Regions from separate parts of the Homo sapiens genome. Here region 1 is linked to region 2. The links are chromatin loops, found by intact Hi-C in ENCODE. Cell type or tissue: mammary epithelial cell. All regions are shown on one strand. Each heading gives the region's core, and the rest is flanking DNA. Links, peaks and the distances in the headings are about the cores only. Region 1 overlaps LINC02320 (long intergenic non-protein coding RNA 2320). Region 2 has its middle 10 kb from the start of LINC00523.

Region 1 (9,843 bases), core at 1,269-9,268, 980 kb before region 2:
CGTAGACATTTTCCTATGTCTCTGCATAGTAACATACTGTCCAGAGTGCTTGTAATCTGCTAGACGGTTTGATGAGACCAAGTTTTCATGGTATTAGCCACGGCAATATTTGTATTCATATTTTAGGGTATGGCTGAACTGAAATTTGCTTTTGCTCAACTCAGCCCCTCTTGTGAACATTAGGCACTTTGCACTTCACCTGCTGAAAACGTGGTAGTCATAAACACGCTGGTAGCTCAATCGTCCCACCTATCTTTACTATGTTATTCATTCCTAGCAGTGGGGCCTGGGTCAAAAGTTCTGCAGGGTTTTAAGGCTTTGGATCAGTGGTTCGGGATTGTCCTCTGGGACGGGCTGAGAAGCACACATGCCTGCCGGTGGTGACAAGCATTCCTTCCTAGTGCAGAGTCAGGTCTGCACCTGGCACCCCCTACCCATCCAGGTTGGGTCCCTGGCATTCAGTTATGTGGAACAGACCAGAAAAATTAAAAAAGAACCCCCTCCCGCATCTTCCCCGAAGGACCACTGGCCTGCTGTCTCTCCCCGCACTCCCCCACTGGAGTTCATACCCACTGAATCACGACCCCCTTGTGGCTAAGCCCTGGTGCGCCACCCTGCAAAATCAAAGGTGGTGTCTAGGCACAGAAATGGCTCCGTGACCTATGTCCCCTTTGTTCTAATCTAGAATCCAGCCAGGAGTATGCGTGTCAGAAGCCAGGGGTGATTGTGTTTTTTCTCCTTCCTCTTTCTTTAGGTCAGGAAGATTCCTGCAGCTGCTGAGTTAGTACTTTTAAGAAAGTACTGGATTCCCTCTCACAATGGGACTTTGATTTTTTTAAGAAAAAGGTTTCATAAGTTTTCAAATAACCTGGAGCAGTTGAGCAAACTTAATGTGCAGCGTGGTCCCTGCTGGCTGGGTTTGAGGGGCTGGGTCTCTCTGAGTGGATGCTGGTGAGGTGCAGAGGTGAGTGAAGGCTTATCCGGGAATGGAGGAGAAGGGGACAGCCTGGGGAATAAAAAAGAACTTTCCGTGAGACGCTGTACCTCAATGCTAGATAATGCCAGGCTGGGCTTTTGCTAGTCTTAAAAACTACATCACGCATGTTATAGGCAAAGGCCGGCAGCCCCTCCCAGGGAAAGCCCTTTGTTTGAGTCCATAGAGACCCCCTATTGCAAGGGCCCCTTTCGTGATTTTTGAGGGGTCTGCAGGAAAAGAGGGCAGAGGTCGTAGTTTGGGGATCGCTGGTGACCATGCACCAACTTTTTTGTTGTTTCCATCTCAGGAAGAAGAAAAGGTGCCTGAGGGCCTGTGTGGAAGGCCTGTCACACAGCACATCCTGGGAAATCTGTCCAGGAAGCAGCCAGGCGGGCATCAGCCAGGCGGGCATCAGCATCTTCACTGTGCAGATGAGAAACTGAGGCCGCAGAGGTGAAGGGACATGCCCAGGATCACTAAGGCAAGACGGGGGAAGAGCAGAGATCTTGGGCATGATCTCGGCTCACTGCAACCTCCACCTCCCAGGTTCAAGGGATTCTCCTGCTTCAGCCTCCCAAGGAGCTGGGATTACAGGTGCCCGCCACCACGCCCGGCTAATTTTTGTATGTTTAGTAGAGACAGGGTTTCACCATGTTGGCCAGGCTGGTCTCGAATTCCTGATCTCAAGTGATCCGCCTTGCTCTGTCCCTTAGGGACCTCAGCTTAGTGTTCCACACACTGGCAGATCGCCTCGTTCTTCTCAGGGCTCAGTGTTTTCCTGAGTCTGAACCACGATCTGGGTAGCCATCCCCTGGCGAGGACCATTCGGGGTTCCAGCAGTCACATGCCACGGTAAACAAGCTTCGTAAACATCCCACGACAAAGGTGGGAGAGAATCCCAGTAGGGACAATGACTACAGGTGGAATTGCTGGGAAAAAGTATGTCGGTTTTAAGTGTTGATAACTGGTCCTTTATTGGTCGTGGTCATTCATTCTTCTGCCAGGCGGGGCTGGTGTTCCTATATCCTCTCCTCACCAACAGAGCGTCTTATGTTTATTTGTTGGCAACGTGGCAGGTGAAACATGTACCCTGTCATTAAAAAAAATTATACTTGGCTGGGCACGGTGGCTCACACCTGTAATCCCAGAGCTTGGGAAGCTGAGGTGGGTGGATTGCTTGAGGCCCGGAGCTCGAGGCTAGCTTGGGCAGCACAACGAGACCCTGTTTCTACAAAAAATACAAAAATTAGTGGGGTGTAGTAGTGCACGCCTGTAGTCCCAGCTACTGGGGAGGCTGAGGTGGGAGGATCACTTGAGCCTGTCTCAGAACAAACAAACAAACAAACAAAAATAAGAAAAAAATACATAGTTTTAAAACAGTTTTAAACACATTTGGGAAAATATAGGCAGTAGAAATAGCAGTTGTGCTGTTAATGCCTCAGACAGGGCTGGGCTCGTAGTAGGTGCTCAATAAATATGTATTAAGTAAGTGAATAAGGAAGAAAATCCCATGGCTCTGCCAACAAGAAACACTTCTGTCAACATTTCACTGTGTTTGTTTTCCTGAGTATTTTTTCCTCTACATAATTTAGCTTTGTTTTCCATTCATTATGCTCACCCGTGCAGACACAGTTTTTAATCTTGTTTCTTTTTTTTCACTTCACGTTGTTGACATGTGTGTTTCTCTCTTCTAAGCAGCGTTTCAGCATCTCTATAAAACCCTCACAGGTATGTGAACCATAGATCATTTGAATCGTCTATTGTGCTTTTAGGCTGTTTTCAATTTTTCTTTTTATAAATGATGCAGCAGAGTATCTTTATGCAGAGACCGTTTCCATACTTCCCCCTGTGCAGAAGGAAAAGTAGGCAGAAGAAAGATTAACTTGGTCAAAGCTTTTAAAATCTGATTTAATACTTCTTAAGAATGATGCACCTTATGAAACAACTTTATATCTGTTGAAAAACCTAGTTCTTTTTTTAATATTGTTTTAAAAAATGACTTGTTCTGAACAATATCCTGTGCCTTTCAGAAGACAGCGACGGATATGAAAGGAGATTTGTTCTCTCCAAGCTCTTAGGAGGCGATCTGGCTCAGGAAACAGACACATCAGATCCGAGCATGTATCTGATGGTTGCTATGGGAACAAGTCATTTAACAGCCACTCAGCTAAAGCATTGATCAATAAGGAAGGGGGCAGGAGGGAAATAAATTAGTTGGTGTCTGAATAGCCCTGAGAGAGAGCAATAATGCGTCCCCTTCCCATGGCAGGGGCCCGGGCAGGAGGCAGGGGCGAAGTCTCGTCCATCCACGCTGGGATGTGTGGGGTAGGAGGGCAGAGGGGGCAGAGAACAGAATCATATTGGGGTGAGAAACCTGCTCCCCAAACCAGATATGGGGCAAGTGAGGCCTTAGACAAGGCTGGGGGCAGGGCTCCCAGGGATGGGGGCACGGCTGGTCCCGCTTCTCCACGCTCCTGTGATGTGCTTGCCGGGCCTGCTGGGATACCCTGTGGCACCCCATCGCTCTAGTGGGGAGTTCCGGTCTAGAGAGGAGCCGTGACTCCTTCCAGGCACATGGTCAACCCCACTTGTCTTCTGGGGGCTCCCAGCCTGGCAGGGGAGAAAGGCAAAGGCCCTCACGGGGTCGTTCATTGATTCATCCACAAATACTTCCTGAGCCTGTCTGAGGGACCATGCTCAGGCCTGGGCAGACAGCAGAGACCCAAGGAAAGAACAGAACTTGGGCTCTGGGGCCAAATCGTGGCTCGGCCACTTGGCAGGCTCTTCACCTGTAACGTGTTGAGAAAGTGACGTAAAGTCAGAGCCAGGAGTGGGCATCCTGAGTGCTCAGCTGCCATTGCTGGGACTCATAATCGCAAGGGAAGGCAGAGACAGAAGTGAGGGTTCCTAAGTGGAAGGTACTCATAAAGCCTTGGCTGAATACGTATGGCTGACACAGGGGTGTCTGTGTTTGCCACCAAAGGGTGGCCCTGGGCTGGGATTACACACGGAGAGAAGGCGGGAGGAAAGTCAGGGAGCCTCAGACCATTGGAGGCTGCATCTATTGACCTCTGATCCCCACAGGCATGGGTGTGGGTGTGGGTGTGGGTGTGGCTGGCTCAAGGGTCAGTGCCCACCAGAGAACTGGACCATAGATGAGCTGGACTTTTCCAACCCTGCCAGCCTGGGCCATCTCAAGGGTGCTATTGGTTGTGAGGGGAGGAGGCCCTCTTTTCTGAGTCCCTCCCCAGATGAGTGCAAGCTGGGACACATATACGAGAAGGATCCTAATAACATGCATGCCAAAATCCTGCTGTCCCAGCCTTTGGTTCCAGCAGTTTGACTTCTGGAAGTCTTTCCCAAGGAAATAACCTTGAACCCACGGTGTCTGCTGTAGCATTCTTCATAAGAGTGACTGCAAACAACCTCTAAGCCCCAAATCATGTATTGGTTAAAAAAATAATGATTCCTTTTCTTGCTTTAACTCAGGTGATCCCTAGAAACACAGCCAGTGGCCCGGAAGCTGCACTGTTTTGTGCACCGCAGGGATGGGCACAGATGGGGCTGCCTGCCCTCCTCCTGGAAGGAGGGAGAACCCAGTCTGGCCTGGAGTGGTCAAGAGCTAACTCTAGACTCAGCAAGACCTACTTCTCTCTCCTGCCCCTACTTCCTTGCTGCTGACCTGGGCAAGTCGCTGAAGCCTCTCCGTGCCTCAGTCTGCTCGTGCGTAAGATGGGCACAGGGCACACTGCCTACTTGATTGGGCTCAACCACGTGCAGTAAGTAGCTGGTGTCTGGCAAGAGCCCTCAGGAAACAGTAACCCCATTAATTCAAATGCACGTGCCTGGAACAGGCTCTGGGGGGCCAGCCCGGGAGTCCCACTCCATGATGGCCACCCTGGGGCCTGGCAGGCTGGGCTGGCATCCCAGGCCCACCGGATACTGGCTGTGCACCCCGGCCAGGCCACACATCTCTGAGCCTCACTTTCCCGTGTGTGAGATGAGGCTAGAAGCTGCTTTCTCTTGCGTGTGTGGGGATTGGCGGTGACAACACGGCCAGGAGCCCAGGCCCAGCCTACGCGAGCAGCCTCGCTCCAGGCCACACGCCCCACTCCTGACAGCTCTGTGCAGCGAGTTCGTGCGCGAGCGGGTGGCTGTCTGCCAGGCGAGGGGCGCGGGTGCCCAAGAGGGCTTCACTGCTTCTGGAAAGATCACAAGGAAAAACCACCTCCGCGGCGGGACGCTACCCGCGGGCCGCTGCGGTCCCGCTCGCGGCCGGCAGGGGGCAGGATGTCCCCGCGAGTCGCCCGTGTCTTCGGGTGTCCTCAGGTCACCCCGCACCGCTCGCAGCCTCCGCGCCTAGTTAAAGGGCGACGCACTCATTTCTGCAAAGAAGGAGCCCAGCGGCCCCTCCCCGGGGAACTCTTTCCATCAACTCGGGGCCTAATAATTTACATTTAATTTGTTAGCGGTTTAATGTTTAATTTTAAAAGCGAGATGATTCATTACCATATTAATAAATAATAACATTTATTATTCTCCTAATGAGTGTCCAAAATACAGAAGCAATTACATGTTTTATATATTTTCTCGTAATTTGAGACACCAGAGCGTTAATTACAGAGACTCACGCGTGGACCCCATTCTGATCCAGGGTCCTGATCCTGCCTTTGTTTCGGTCTCTGAACCAGCCGCCCTCCGGGGCTTCTGCAATTCCCTCAATTAGAGGAGAGGAAGTCGTACGTGACGAAGCTGGGGCTCTCACAGAACCCCGGCGCCCCAGACCCAGGAGCTGCAAGACCTCAGCTCCCCGTGCCCACACTCGGAGACCCAGGCCCCTCCCAGTCCCCCGTCTCCTCTGTGCAGGGTTCTTCAGGAAGAATCGGAAAGAGGCCCCCCGACCCACAACCAGCCTCGCATTCCCTCCTCCCGCAGGGATCCATTGAGCTGGGGGGTGGGACTATCCTCACTTCACAGATGGGGAAACTGAGTCCTGGAGAGAGACGCTCCGGTGTCCTCAGCTGGTGAGGGGCAGATCCGGGAGCCACGTCCCACGCAGTCGGTTGGCCCCAAGCTTGGTTCCTGCCTCAACCCCAGCGCAGGTTGCAGCAGGCCCGCGTAGGAGGGCGGCCTGGGTCTGGACAGATCCACAGCCGGCCAACGCCCCTGGCTAGCTCTCTATGGCTTTGCTTCTTCTCTTGACTTGCCAAGTTCTTCTTGTTCATTGTAGAAAATGTGGAAGGTGAGGCCGGGAGCGGTGGCTCACGCCTGTAATCCTAGCACTTTGGGAGGCCGAGGCGGGCAGATTGCCTGAGCTCAGGAGTTCGAGACCAGCCTGGGCAACATGGTGAAACACGTCTCTACTAAAAAAAAAAAAAAAAAAAAAAAAAAAATTTGCTGGGCGTGACGGCAGGCGCCTGTAGTCCCAGTGGGAGTTTGGGGAGGCTGAGGCAGGAGAATCACTTGAACCCGGGAAGCAGAGATTGCAGTGAGCCGAGATCGTGCCACTGCACTCCAATCTAGCGACAGAGCAAGACTCCGTCTCAAAAAAAAAAAAAAAAAAAAAAGTGGAAGGTGAAAAAAACACGGAGAGACAGCAAAGCTGGCAATGACATAGCTCCAAAAATCCCACTTCTCAGATAAGATGCAGGCAGTAAGGGCCTGGAGTTTTATGTATCCTGATGTTTGAAAGGGCTTGGACAGGGCACTTCCTCCCTCCATAGCTCTTCTGTCCTTAGGAATCCCTCCCTTCTGGAGGGGAAGGGTGGGGGTTTTCCTGTTTGGTCCCCAGGGAAGGAAGTTCAGAGACAGAGGCCCACTCAGGGCCACCCCCTGGCCTGCACCCCTGAAATGCAATTTGGATAATATGGAAAATTACTAGGAAGAAAAAACGCTATAATCCCCCCACCTAGAGATAACCAGGCGTTCTGGTATATACCTATTGAGGACTTTTTTCCCAAGCAAATACTCAGAAAGAGACTTCCTCCCAATAGGCATGAGATCTTACTCCACGTGCAGTTTGTCTTATCTTGATTTTTTTCCAGTAATCTTTTAAGAGTTTCCCATGCCATGTAGTCATTCTTCAAAAACCCACTTTGAACAGCTGCGTAATATTCCGCTGTGGAGGAGTGCCCTGCAGTGTAGAGAAATGAGTTATTTACGCTGAAGTCTGTTATTACATGGACATCTTCCCTTTTCTGACCCTGCAATGACCACACTCATAGGTGAGTCTCTCTGGAAATCCTTGACTACCTCCTTAGGGTCCATTCTTAGAAGTGGAATTACTGGGTTAGAGGGCATGAGTGCCTTGAGGGCGGCTGTCTCCCTCTACCTGCATGCCTGCCAGGGCAAACCCGTGCATGCTCCCAGGACAGGCCTGGCAGGGCGTGTCTCCCTGCTGCACCCTTGGTACCCTTGGCAGGGCTAACATTATCCTCTAAACCAGGTCTTTGCAGCACTTACCCTTTTCAAGGTGCTACTGTACCTCTCCTTTAAGGAGGGTTCATCCCGGGAATCGTGAAACACAGGCAGGCTGGTCCTCTTCTCACAACTTCATGATGGATAGACTGAGGCCCACTGAGGCCAAATGCACTTGACTCAGAAGGTTTTAGAATCTTTTTTGGATCCCATTTGGATCCCACACCATTGAAGCCTCCTTGTGTTTCAGATTATGGGGAAAGGCTCAATGATATGTCCCAGGAGAGTGCTGTCTCTGAAGTCTACCCAGCCACAACCCATCCACAAACTCATCCACAAACCTATTCATTCTGGAACTCATCCACTTACCCTCCACCCATCCATTCATCTCAGGACTCATCCACCTATCCATCCACCCATCCATTCACACTGGAACTCATCTATCCATCCATCCATCCATCCATTCACCCACCCACTTAACCATACATCCACCTATCCATCTGTCGATCCATGCATCCATCCATCTATCCATCCATCCATCCATCCATCCATCCATCCATCCATCCATCCATCCACCCACCTACTTAACCATCCATCCACCTATCCATCTGTCAGTCCATGCATCCATGCATCCATCCATCCATCCATCCATCCATCCATCCATCCAATCATCCATCCATCCACCTACCTACTCATCCACTAAAAAATATTGGTTGAGAACCAACTCTGACTCAGGCCCAGGTGCAGGAAATTTTGCATGAACAGCTCTGGCTTTTACAGGCAAGGTAGACCTTAAAGAGCAAGCACAGTTGCAGTGACTCATCTGCAAGGTGAAGGTTAGGTATTATGGGAGCACAGGACAGGGAGCTCAGACCTTCCTGAGAAGGGTGGACCAGGCCCCACTGGCACTCTTTGTGTGACCTTGGTGGAGTCCCTGCCTTTCTCCTGCCCTGCTCCCTATGCTGAGCCACAGAGGAAAAGCCATAACTTACATATTGGCTAGAAAGCATAGTTGGCCAGGGGGAAGTTGGCCACTTTCTGGGAAGCAGAAAGTGGGCAGGGAGGCCCAGCCCCTGTGCTGACATCTGTGTGGCAGTTATTCTCAGGGGTCTTGAGAGAATTAGAACAAACACAGAGGTCAGTGCCAGGCACCACTGTCACGGGGCCATGAACTCTTCATTGTTATTGCTTATTATTATTATTAGTAGTAGTAGTACTAACACTTTCTGAGGTTTTTTTCATCGGCCAGGCATCATGCTGAGAACTTTCAGATATTGGTTCATTTAATCCTCCCTTAGCCCTGTCAGGTAGGCAGAAATTGTTACTCTCACTTTACAGATGAGAGCATTGAGGCACAGAGTAGTTATGTAACTTGCTCAGGGTCACAGCCAGTAGGTGTGCGCAGCCTGTGCCTTGTGGCTTTGCTGCATGCCCTGCCCTTCTTGTTCTTGTTACTGCAGGCACCTACAGTGGGGCATTTAGGGAGCCTGACTTGCCCAGGGACCCACTGAAGAATCCAGGCCCCATCCCTAGAGTAGCATGCACAGGAATCTCCCTGCCCTGCCCCGGCCTCTGCAGTGTGAGGTCAGGCGTCTCCTTCCTCCACAGGCCCTGGACTAGCACGCACGGGAGCCTCCCTCCAGGCCCCATCCCTGGAGTAGCATGCGTGGGAGTCTCTCTGCCCTGCCCTGGCCTCTGCAGTGTGCAGTCAGGCCTCCCCTTCCTCCACAGGACCCCATAAAGGGAGGAGGGGAAGCACGTGTGACCCTGCACACTTCTCCCACCCTCTCTGAGCCTTTGTTCCTGAGGGGCCTCGGGGGAAACCATGGATGTGAAAGAATGCTGCGGAATGCAGCGCAGGAGTGAGGCTGCAATGGTCACTCGCTCACTCAGTGGGTGCACATGCTCTGCCCTGCTCACAGCAGGCCCCTTCTCGGCACTGGGGTTCCAGTTGTGAACAAGAAGGTCAGAATCCTGATCTCAGGGCGCTGACAATCTAGAGAGGGAGGCAGACAGTGAGCAGTGCGATCATGACCGAATGCAGGGTGAAGGTGCAGTGCTGCGGAGAAAATCTGGGTGACGGGATGGAGACTAACGGGAAGGGGGGTCCCACAGGAGCCAGGCTGGAGAGGAGATATTTAAATGGAATGAATACAGGGACCATACAATGTGCCTGGGGATGGGAGGGGGAAGAGAGAGAAGAGAGGACATTCCAGGAACAGCAAGCGCACAGGCCCTGAGGCAGGAGTTGCCTGGTGAGTTTGAGGAGTGCTCAGGCCAGCGGAGGGGAAAGTGGACAGTGGGAGATGAGGCCAGGGCAGGGTTGGGGCCAGGCCAGGTGTGGCAGTGGGTGAGGACTGAGAGTGAGCTGGACCTTCCTGGTGGGTTTGGAGCAGAGCAGGGTGGTGATTCAGTGCAGGATTTCGGGGTGCTTCTGGCTGCATGAGAAC
Region 2 (9,843 bases), core at 1,092-9,091:
TACTTTATCAAAGCCTGCATGCTGAGAAGGCAACTGAGAGCCTGCTACCACCTTACAGAAGCTAATCACAGCAGTGACCGCCCATCAGCTTGGTCATATTCTGTTGGTTCGAAGCATGTCACAAGCCCACCTATACTCAAAGGAAGGGAGTTACATAAAGGAATGAACAGCAGGAGACAGGGATCATTGGAAGTTTTCCTGCCACCAGCAGAAGGTGGATCTAACAGATTATTTGGCTGGTTCTTGACTAAAGCTTGGACTCACCCGTGACCTTCAGGTAATGAGATTGAGATGACAGAGCTTCCCTGGCATGAGGCGGAGGAGGGAACCGAAAGGCTTAGAGGATAGGAATGCTGGGCTGGATCTATCAGGTGAAACCTGCACACCCATCCCTCTACTATGTTCTGCAAGAGGGCCCAGGAGACACTTCCTTCACTGAGGAATTGAAAAATACAGTGGTGAGCGGCACGCCTGCATCCCTGAAAATCTCTGTGGTTGCAGTCCTTTTTAGACCAGGCATGACAGCAGGGGATGCTGCCACCGAGCTGCATGCCCTGATTTCAGTGGGAATGATGAGATTGCAGAGCGGCAGAAGCCAAGTGGCATCATCACTTCACTGCCAAAGACAAAGTGGGTACATCCAGCATCACGGACAGCAGGGACGCACAAGCAATCAACATGCCTTGGCCCACACAGATCTTTGGTGGTGGCTAATTCATCATGGTGTCCCCGGGAAGAAAGAGATGGGCAGCCTGCTACAGCCTTAGTTTAAACAGGAAACACAACCGGGAGAGCGCAAGGCCTGGTAGCCTCAAGTCTGACTTGAGTTGTTGCAATGAAGAATCATGGCTTCTTACCCAACTTCCAGATCTCAGCAAATGCACAGACCCTGGGCGACTTGGTTGAACGGAGGCCAGCATGACAGCACACTGTCAACCTTCCTCCAAGCCATTTCCAGGGGGACCTGTGGCCTTTTACTACAGGGAGTGTGCAACAGGGGAAGGAAATGCCTAGATGGTTTGAGGATTGCTAGACAGTGGTTCTGAACTAACACTAATTCCTGAGGGCCCAAAATTCCACTATGCCCCAGCAATCTAAAAGGAGGTGGACAGTGGGAAGATGATAGATGGAGTCTTAACTCAGGTCTGGTTCACAGTAGGCCCAGTTGGTCCATGGACCCCATCCCCACTAGTGGTTATCTGTCTAGCTCTTAAATGTATAATTGGAGGAGACATACTTAGCAACTGTCAGCATCCCTGCATTGGCTCTGTGACCCATGTGGTGAGGGCCATTATCACAAGAAGAACTTAGTGGAAATCCCTGAAACTTCCACTTCCATCCAAGTGAGTGAACCAGAAGCTATACTTTATCCCAGGGGAATTTGAGAGATTAATGTCACTTACAAGAAGCAGAGGTGTTCATACCTACCACACTCCATGGAGCTTCCCAGTTTGTACTGTTCAGAAGTCAGGTGGAACCCTGCCACCATCAGACACAGCAATGGTTTCTCTGAATTGGAAGATGAGGCTATCACCTGGCTGCTTTGGACTCCTTAAGCCACTGAATCAACACAAAAAGAAAAGGAAAGAAATGACTCTACTCACTGGAGTGATTGATCCTGATTAGCAAGGGGAAACTGGGCTGCTGCTGCACAATGAGGACAGGGAGGAAAGTATCTGAAACGCAGAGGATTCTCCAGGGTACCTCTCTTAGTTCTCCTGTGACCAATAGTAATGGTGTGTTAGCCTGTTTGCTATAACAAAATACCACAAATTGAATGGCTTATAAACAACCGAAATTGATTTCTCACAGTTCTGGAGCCTGGAAAGTCCAAGATTAAAGCACCAGCAGATTCAGTGTCTGGTGAGGGCCTGCTTCCTCATAGACAGCACCTTCTCGTTGTGTTCTCACATGGTGAGAGGGATAAAGAGCACTCTGGGGTTTTTTTTTTAAATAAAGGCACTAATCACAGTCATGAGGGCTCTGCCCTCATCATCTAATCTCCTGTTTTAGTCCATTTTGTGTTGCTATAACAGACTGTCACAGACTGGGTAATTTATTATAAACAGAAAGGTATTTGGCTCAAGGTTCTAAAGGCTGAGAAGCCCAACAGCATGGCGCCAGCATCTGGTGATGGCCTTCGTGCTGTGTCATCCCATGGTGGAACGCAGAAGAGCAAGGGCAAGAGTGAGGGAGGAAGGGGATCCAAACTCACTTTTATAACACACCCACTCTCATGATAGCTAACTCACTCCCACAATAATGACATTAATCCATTCATGAAGGCAGAGTCCTCATGACCTCATCACCTTTTATCAGACACTGTCTCCCAACATTGTTGTATTGGGTATTAAGTTCCCAAGACACAAACTTTGGGAGACACATTTAAACCATAGCATCTCCCAAAGGTCTCATCACCTAACACCGCCACCATGGGGGCTAAGATTTCAGCATATGAATTTTGGAGGGACATAAACATTCACTTCATAGCATTTTTCTCTTGGCCTCCCAAATTTAATGTGCTTTTTGCATGCAAAATGCATTCATTCCATCCCAATTGCCCAAAACATCTTAACTTGTTCCAGCATCAACTCAAAAGTCTAAAGTTCAAAGTCTCATGTAAATATCATCTGTATCAGATATGGATGAGACCCAAGGTATGATTCATTCTGAGGCAAATTGCTCTCCAGCTGGGAGCCTGTGATATCAAACATGTTATGTGCTTCCTAAATACAATGGTAGAACAGGCATAGGCTAGACATTCCCATTCCCAAACGGAAAAATAGGAAAGAAGGAAGGAGTGACAGGTCCCGGCCAAGACCAGAAACCTTAAGGCTCAGAAATAATCTGCTTTGGCTTGGTGATCTGCCCTCCAGACTCACTGGGGTGGGGATCCTGCCTGTTGGACACACAGTGGTGGTGGCCCTGCCCCCATGGCTGTGCTGGGCACACCCCATACTACAGGTCTCACAGGTTGGGATTTCATGCCTGTGACACTCCCAGGTTAGAATCACATTCCAATGGCTCTGCTGATCTGGGTTTGTGGAGATGGTCCCACCCCTGGCTATGGTGGGTATTATTCTGGTAGGGGCTGTCTATGATGGTCTTGTCCCTGCAGTGTTTCTCTCTCTGGGCCCTGAGGCCCCTTGGGGCATCCTTTGAAATCTAGAGGGAGGCAGCCAAGCCTCTACAGCTTTGCTGGGCACAGTGTATGCCACACTAGGGCCTGCAGAAGCCACAGCTGGGGTGGATAAGGAGCTCAGCAATGGAATGCATGGAGGGAAATGGAAGCTGCCATACAGTATGGCAGTGGCGGTGGCCCCTCCTTTGATATCATTCTGCCCTCCAGGGCCTAGTACTCTGGGCCTGTGAGGGAAAGGACAGACCCCAATTCTTCCATCATTTTGGACAACAGGTTCTGGCTTCTGTTCAGATCAAGCTTGTCCAACCCATGGCCCATGGGCCTCATGTGGCCCAGGACAGCTTTGAAGCCCAACACAAATTCATAAACTTTCCTAAGACATTATGAGATTTTTTTTTTTTTTGCAATTTTTTTTAGTACATCAGCAATGGTTAGTGTTAGTGCATTTTATGTGTGGCCCAAAACAGTTCTTCTTCCAATGTGGCTCAGGGAAACCAAAAGATTGGACACCCCTGGTTTAGATGGTTGACTAATCTCTCCTGTTGTCTTAATGAATAGATCCTGGCTTCTGTTGAGATGGCCAACCCATACTTATCTCTTTTTTTTTTTTTTTTTTTTTTTTTTTTTTTTTTTTTGAGATGGAGTTTCTCTCCTGTCACCAAGGCTGGGGTGCAATGGTACAATCTTGGCTCACTGCAACCTCTGCCTCCTGGGTTCAAGTGATTCTCCTGCCTCAGCCTCCTGAGTAGCTGGGACTACAGGCATGTGCCACTACGTCTGGCAAATTTTTGTATTTTTAGTAGAGACAGGATTTCGCCATGTTGGCTGGGCTGATCTCGAACTCCTGACCTCAGGTGATCCACCTGCCTTGGCCTCCCAAAGTGCTGGGATTACAGGTATGAGCCACCGTGCCCAGCCCATACTTATCTATTTATCAGTCATTTAGCCACATCCTTGTTCTCTCTCCAATATGTTTTGTCATTTTTTCCAATATGGATAGGCTGAAAATTTTCCAACTGTTTAAGTTCTGCTTCTCTTTTGATTGACAATTCTGTCTTTGAATCATTTCTGTTTTCTCACTTTTTACTATAAGCAGTCAAGAGACACCAGGCTACACCTTCAACACTTTGCTTAGAAATTTCCTCTATCAAATATCCAATTTCATTGCTCACAGGCTCTACCTTCCGCAAAACACTAGAACATGAACACAATTCAGCCAAGTTCTTTGTACTTTGTAACAAGGGTGGCCTTTCCTTCCTTGTCCAATGATACATTTCACCTTCTGTCTGAGTTCATCGGAATGGCCTGTGCCATCCATATTTCTACCAACCTTCTGTTAATGACTGCTTAGGTATTCTCTAAGAAGCTGGAGGCTTTTTCTGCAGCTCTGCTCCTCCCCGTCTGGGCCCTCACTAGAATTCACCTTATGATCCACTCACAGCAATGCAGGTTTTTCCTAGAATGCACCTCAAAACTCTTGGCAGTCTGTACCCATTACCCAGTTTCAAAGCCACTTCCACATTTTTAGGTATGTGTTACAGCAGCACCTCTACTTCTCCATAACAATTTTCTGTCTTAGCCCATCTTGGCTGCTATAACAAAATACCATAAACTAAGTGTCTTATAAATAACAGAAATGTATTTCCCATTGCTCTAGAGGCTGATAAGTACAAGATCAAGGGACTGGCAGATTTGGTGTTTGGTAAAGATCTGATTCCTCCTAGACAACATCTTCTTGCTGTATCCTCACGTGGTGGGAGTGGGAAACTAGCTCTCCGGATTTCATTTGTAAGGGCACTAATACCCGTGAGGAGCGCTCACCTCTCAAAGGCCCCACCTCCTAATACCATCACCTAGTAGGGGTTTTGGATTTTAAAGTATGGATTTTGCAAACATTCAGATCCTAGCAAATGGTTAATGGAAAAGTACAGCAACCAAAAACGTGCATGGTGACAGAGGACTCACAGCCTTCATGAAGGGAGACTAGGCTCACTCCACTAGTTAGAGGCCAGCTGAGGTTCTGGCTAAGGACAGGGGAAGTGTAGAATGGGTAGTTGAAGAAGGAAGCCATTGATATCAATTCTAACCTCACAACTACCTTACAGAAATGAGTCCCATAGTAGCTATTTTCTACTTGTTTGTTTTATGTACATACTTATCTGTAGAGGCTAATCATTTTTTTTGAAACAGGGCCTCACTTTGTTGCCCAGGCTGGAGTGCAGTGGCGTGATTACCGCTCACTACAGCCTCAACCTCCCAGGCTCAAGTGATCCTCCCACCTCAGCCTCCCAAGTAGCTGGGACCACAGGCAAGTACCCACCATGCCTGGCTAATTTTTTAAACTTTATGTAGAGGTGGGGTCTTCTTATGTTGCCCAGGCTGGGCTTGAACTCCTGGGCTCAAGTGATCCACCTGGTCCAGCCTCCCAAAGTGCTGGGATTACAGGCGTGAGCCACCACACCCAGCCTAGACTAATTATTTTCTTCCCCTCCTTTCCATTTTTATTTTATATCCAAACTGTTGGAAGTTAACTTCACAGTTTAGTGTGTAGGTAATAAAATATTTAGTGGAAATGCAAATGAATTTGAGGAGTAATTCACATAGTCAGTGACAGAAACACTGGCTGCTGGACTGCATGTCTCCTCGTTTCAGAGAGAGGGCAGAAACTGTCATGGGTAAGATCTGTAGCTGCATCTTGTTAGGTGGAGATATAAAGATGTTTTGCTGCTGTACAGGAGTCCAAATGTGTGTAGTACACATGGAAGGTGAGTAGCCAAAGGGGTGGACCGTGCCAGTTATCAATTTATTGTCTCCCAGCTCCGAATCTGCCCTGCATTGGCTGTTGTATTAAAAAATGAGCTGGTGCCTTTGTGATTTTCTTTGCCTGTCGACACCACATTAAGCTTTGTCAGCAGAGGGCGCTGGAGAGACAGGACAGGAGGCAGGGATTTTCCCTCCTGGTACTGGGCGGTGGCTGGGCAGACTCCTGCAGTGTGGGCGGCCTCTCCAGCAGTGCGGTGAACGCAGTTGGCAGCTTCCCTCTGCTCTCTCTAGGGTGGGTTTGTAGCAGATATCTCCTCATGAACAGCCTCCCCAGCACCCTAAAGGGTGGATTTCCAGCAAGCTCTGTTGGTGCAGCCCACAGCCACATCCACTAAGCCACAGCTGTGCCCTCCCCACTGAGCCCTGGTCGGGGGAGGGTCTTCCTTGGCTGCTGTATCTCAGAACTGGGGTAGCAACTGCTCCTTATGCCTGCAACCGCTAGGTTCTTTCAAGTTCCCTTCACTCCTTACTGCCCAGTCCCTCATTACTGCAGAGCCCCGTTATAATCAATAATCTATCAACTTGCCTTGATCAGATTACTGTGTGGATTCTGTCTGCTGTCTGGAGTCTGGCTGCTACACTGAGCTGAAAACCAGGAAGTTAGGGCATGGCTTAGAATGATTTCAACTGCAATAAGTTCTCCTTAAGAGGTAACTGTGTGCCGGTCACCGCACCCCGAGATACAGCCATCAGAGGTGCATGGTCTCTGTCCTGGCAAGTTTACAACCAAGGGGGATAGACAGTCACTAGGCAAAGTGTCACAGGCAAAGATGTGGCTGCACTAGAAAATGTCCTATAGTGTTAAGAACTGTGAAGCAAAGTTAAAAGGGCAATTCAACGCAGTGGCCATGGCTGGGAGTGGGCAGCAACTCTGGGGGGTGTTCAAGGAAGGCCTCTGTGTGGAGGTGACGTTTGAGCTGAGACTGAAGAAGTGCAAGGAAAGACCGGGGCGGAGGGATCATTCCTGGTGCAGAAATAGCGATTGCAAAGGCCCCGAGGTGAGCATTGATCTGGCCTTTTTGTGCAACAGAAAGAAGACCAGGAGTTCCAGGAAAACAGGAGGAGGAAGTGGTAGAGAATAGGTCTGAGATAAGACAAGGGACAGAGGATGGGGGCCTTGCAGGCCAGAGCAGATGTTATTTGAAGTCAGTAGAAAGTCCCTGGAGGGGTTTAATCCAAATATGCATAAAGAACGATTTTTTAAACGTGAAGGTTCCCTTTAGTAGGATGGGGGGAAAGTGGGAGACATTGCACCCCATTAGTGCTGTATTGCAGCACGTTACCGTGGCTATTGCTGTTATGGTGAACACCTTGTGCATGTTTTGTTCCCACAGTCATTAGCTTTACAGCTCCCTCCTCCAGGCAGTCTTCTCAGACCTTCGCTGGCCAAGCTCATCGCCTCCTCTTTGCTCTGCAGTTCCACCCCAAGCCTCTTGTGCTCTCCCTGGCTGTTCTCACTCATTCACAGTGTAGACATCTGTTTCCTGGTCAGTCCCCTGCCCCTTCCTGTCTCTGCCACTGGGATGCCACCCACTCAGTGAGGACAGCATCGACCAGCACACTGAGGTCAAGCTAAATGAGGCCGGGCACAGTGGCTCATGCCTGTAATCCCAGCACTTTGGGAGGCGGAGGCGGGTGGATCACTTGAAGTCAGGAGTTCGAGACCAGACTGGCCAACATGGTGAAACCCCATCCCTACTAAAAATACAAAAATTAGCCGGGCATGGTGGTGTGCACCTGTAATCCCAGCTACTCAGGAAGCTGAGGCAGGAGAATCGCTTGAACCTGGGAGGCGGATGTTGCAGTGAGCCGAGATTGTGCCATTGCAGCCTAGGCGACAGAGAGAGACTCCATCTCAAAAAAACAAAAACAGACTAAATGAATACAGCTGACACTATACCTCATACCAGGAATGTCCAACCAAAACAGCAGAAATAAGACCCTGTGAGACAGGCAGGGTGGCAAGTGCTCCTGTCCCCATTGTACAGAGTAACAAGACCAAGGTCCAGAGAGGTGCTCAGGGTCACACAGCACATGGGTGGTGCCAACTCCAGGGTCAGTGCCACAGCACTTGGCCTCTCTGTACCTCCTGTGTAGGAGCAAGGCACACAGCTCTCTTGCTGGTGCAGCTGGGGAAACCGAGGCCAAGTCCCAGACCACCCAGCTAGGGGGAGCGTGTGCCTCTCACTCTCAGGTTGGTGTGACTGAGAGTGACCAGGCACTGGGCTGGATTGCCAGGGCAGGGGAGGGCAGGTCAGGCTGTCTCTGGCCAAGAGGGACGCAAGGGCTAGAAAATCATTACAGGCGGATGAATTATTCACAGTGCCGTCAACCTCCTCAGGCCCCGACTGCGCTGAACAGCCCAGCGCATCTTATTACCCATGTGTGATGGCCTCTTTCTCTGTCTCAGAAGAAAGTGATTCAACACCATCAAATATTAATTTGGGGCGGCAGACACAGTGGCCACTCACATACTGGCCCTTCAACACTGCCCCAGCAGTCACAGATGACGCCAACCCAGGAACCAGAGATGTGGCCAGCAGGGCCCAAGAGGGCACAACTTTCCTCCAGCCCAAATCACAAGGCCCCCATGCAACAGCCTCAAACCTCAGTCCATAACCTCAGGCGCACCGGAAATGCTACTTACTTTGTTTTCCTAAAATGGAGTTTCATGTTGATTTTGCACACTGTTCTCAGTCTTGGTTTGGGGTCCCTGTCTCTACCCCTGGTCCTTCCCGGGGCTAAGGATCAGAGGAGCCCTGGGGTCTGTACTAGTTTCCCGCAGCTGCCTTAACAAAGTGCCACAGACTGAGGGGCTCAAGCAACAGAAATCTATTCTCTCAGGGTTCTGGAGGCTAGAAGTCTGAGATTGAGGTGTTACCAGGGTCACACTTCTCTGGAGGCACTAGGGGAGGATGCTGTCTGGCATCCAAGTCTGGTAACTGTACTCTCTGAAGTCTGGTAACTGCTGGCAACCTTTGACTATGGACAGGTCATCCCCATTTCTGCCTCTGTCTTCATATGGCTTCTCCTCCCCAGGTGTGCCCCTGTGGCCTCTCCTCTTCTTTTCTTTTCTTTTTTTTCTTTTTTTTTTTTTTTGAGATGGACTCTTGCTCTTGCTCTGTCACCCAGGCTGGAGTGCAGTGGCGCAATCTCAGCTCACTGCGACCTCTGCCTCCCAGGTTCAAGTGATTCTCTTGCCTCAGCCTCCCGAGTAGCTGGGATTACAGGTGCCCACCAGAATGCCTGGCTAATTTTTGTATTTTTAGTAGAGATGGGGTTTCACCATGTTGGCCAGGCTGGTCTTGAACTCCCGACCTCAGGTGATCCTCCCTCCTCGGCCTCCCAGAGTGGTGGGATTACAGGTGTGAGCCACTGCACTGGGCCTCTCTCCTCTTATAAGAACACCAGTCCTTGGATTAGGGCCCACCTTATTCTGATATGACCTCGTCTAACTGAATGACATCTGCAATGCCCCTGTTTCCCCCAGGCCTGTCTCTCCATGTCCCAGGTCCCCCGGATTGGAGTTACCTACTCATGTGCCTGCCCCTCAGGGTCACCTCCCTGGAGTGGGGCCCAGCTCTCTATCACCAGCTTCAGCCCAGGTAGGGGCTCCAACAGTGTAAGCTGTTATCAAGATCAGTTTGCTTCCTAGCCCTTCCTCTTCTGCCCTGGGCCCCCCACACCATCCTCATGCCCCTCCACCTTGAGCCGGCCCCTGCCCCCTCAGTCCTCCCCCTCTGGTCCTCATTCATCCTGAGCCCAGGCCCATGACCTCAATGCCCCCGGCTTCTAAATAATGACACCTTCCACACCCTCATCTCCTCCCTCCTCCCTAGTCCCCTTCTCCCCTGGCCTGGGCTGGTGACTTGGTGAGG

Evidence for each region. Hi-C counts contacts between places; a loop is a spot of excess contacts. Peaks named below come from ENCODE experiments on the same cell type or tissue, not always from the same donor. Only the 100,000 strongest peaks of a DNase experiment are listed, where the experiment ranks them.
Region 1: a loop joins it to region 2, with 4 times the contacts of the local background. A loop is called at or near these places in 16 of 110 quality-filtered maps.

The regions. Positions count from the first base shown.
Region 1 is chr14:101,624,027-101,633,869 of GRCh38, reverse strand. LINC02320 (long intergenic non-protein coding RNA 2320) reads left to right here. Exons shown (of 6, transcript NR_184269.1): 4 at 755-964; 5 at 1,284-1,457; 6 at 4,466-5,521. Among named protein-coding and RNA genes, the nearest start is that of DIO3, 67 kb to the right of the region's middle. RefSeq lists an enhancer at 9,521-9,843. In mammary epithelial cell, for the core only: a CTCF peak has its summit at 5,251 (motif pointing right); DNase peaks (open chromatin) are centred at 5,309 and 6,129; H3K4me3 peaks cover 770 bases.
Region 2 is chr14:100,642,129-100,651,971 of GRCh38, reverse strand. No RefSeq gene overlaps it. Among named protein-coding and RNA genes, the nearest start is that of LINC00523, 10 kb to the left of the region's middle. RefSeq lists an enhancer at 6,297-6,797. In mammary epithelial cell, for the core only: a CTCF peak has its summit at 6,057 (motif pointing right); a DNase peak (open chromatin) is centred at 6,081.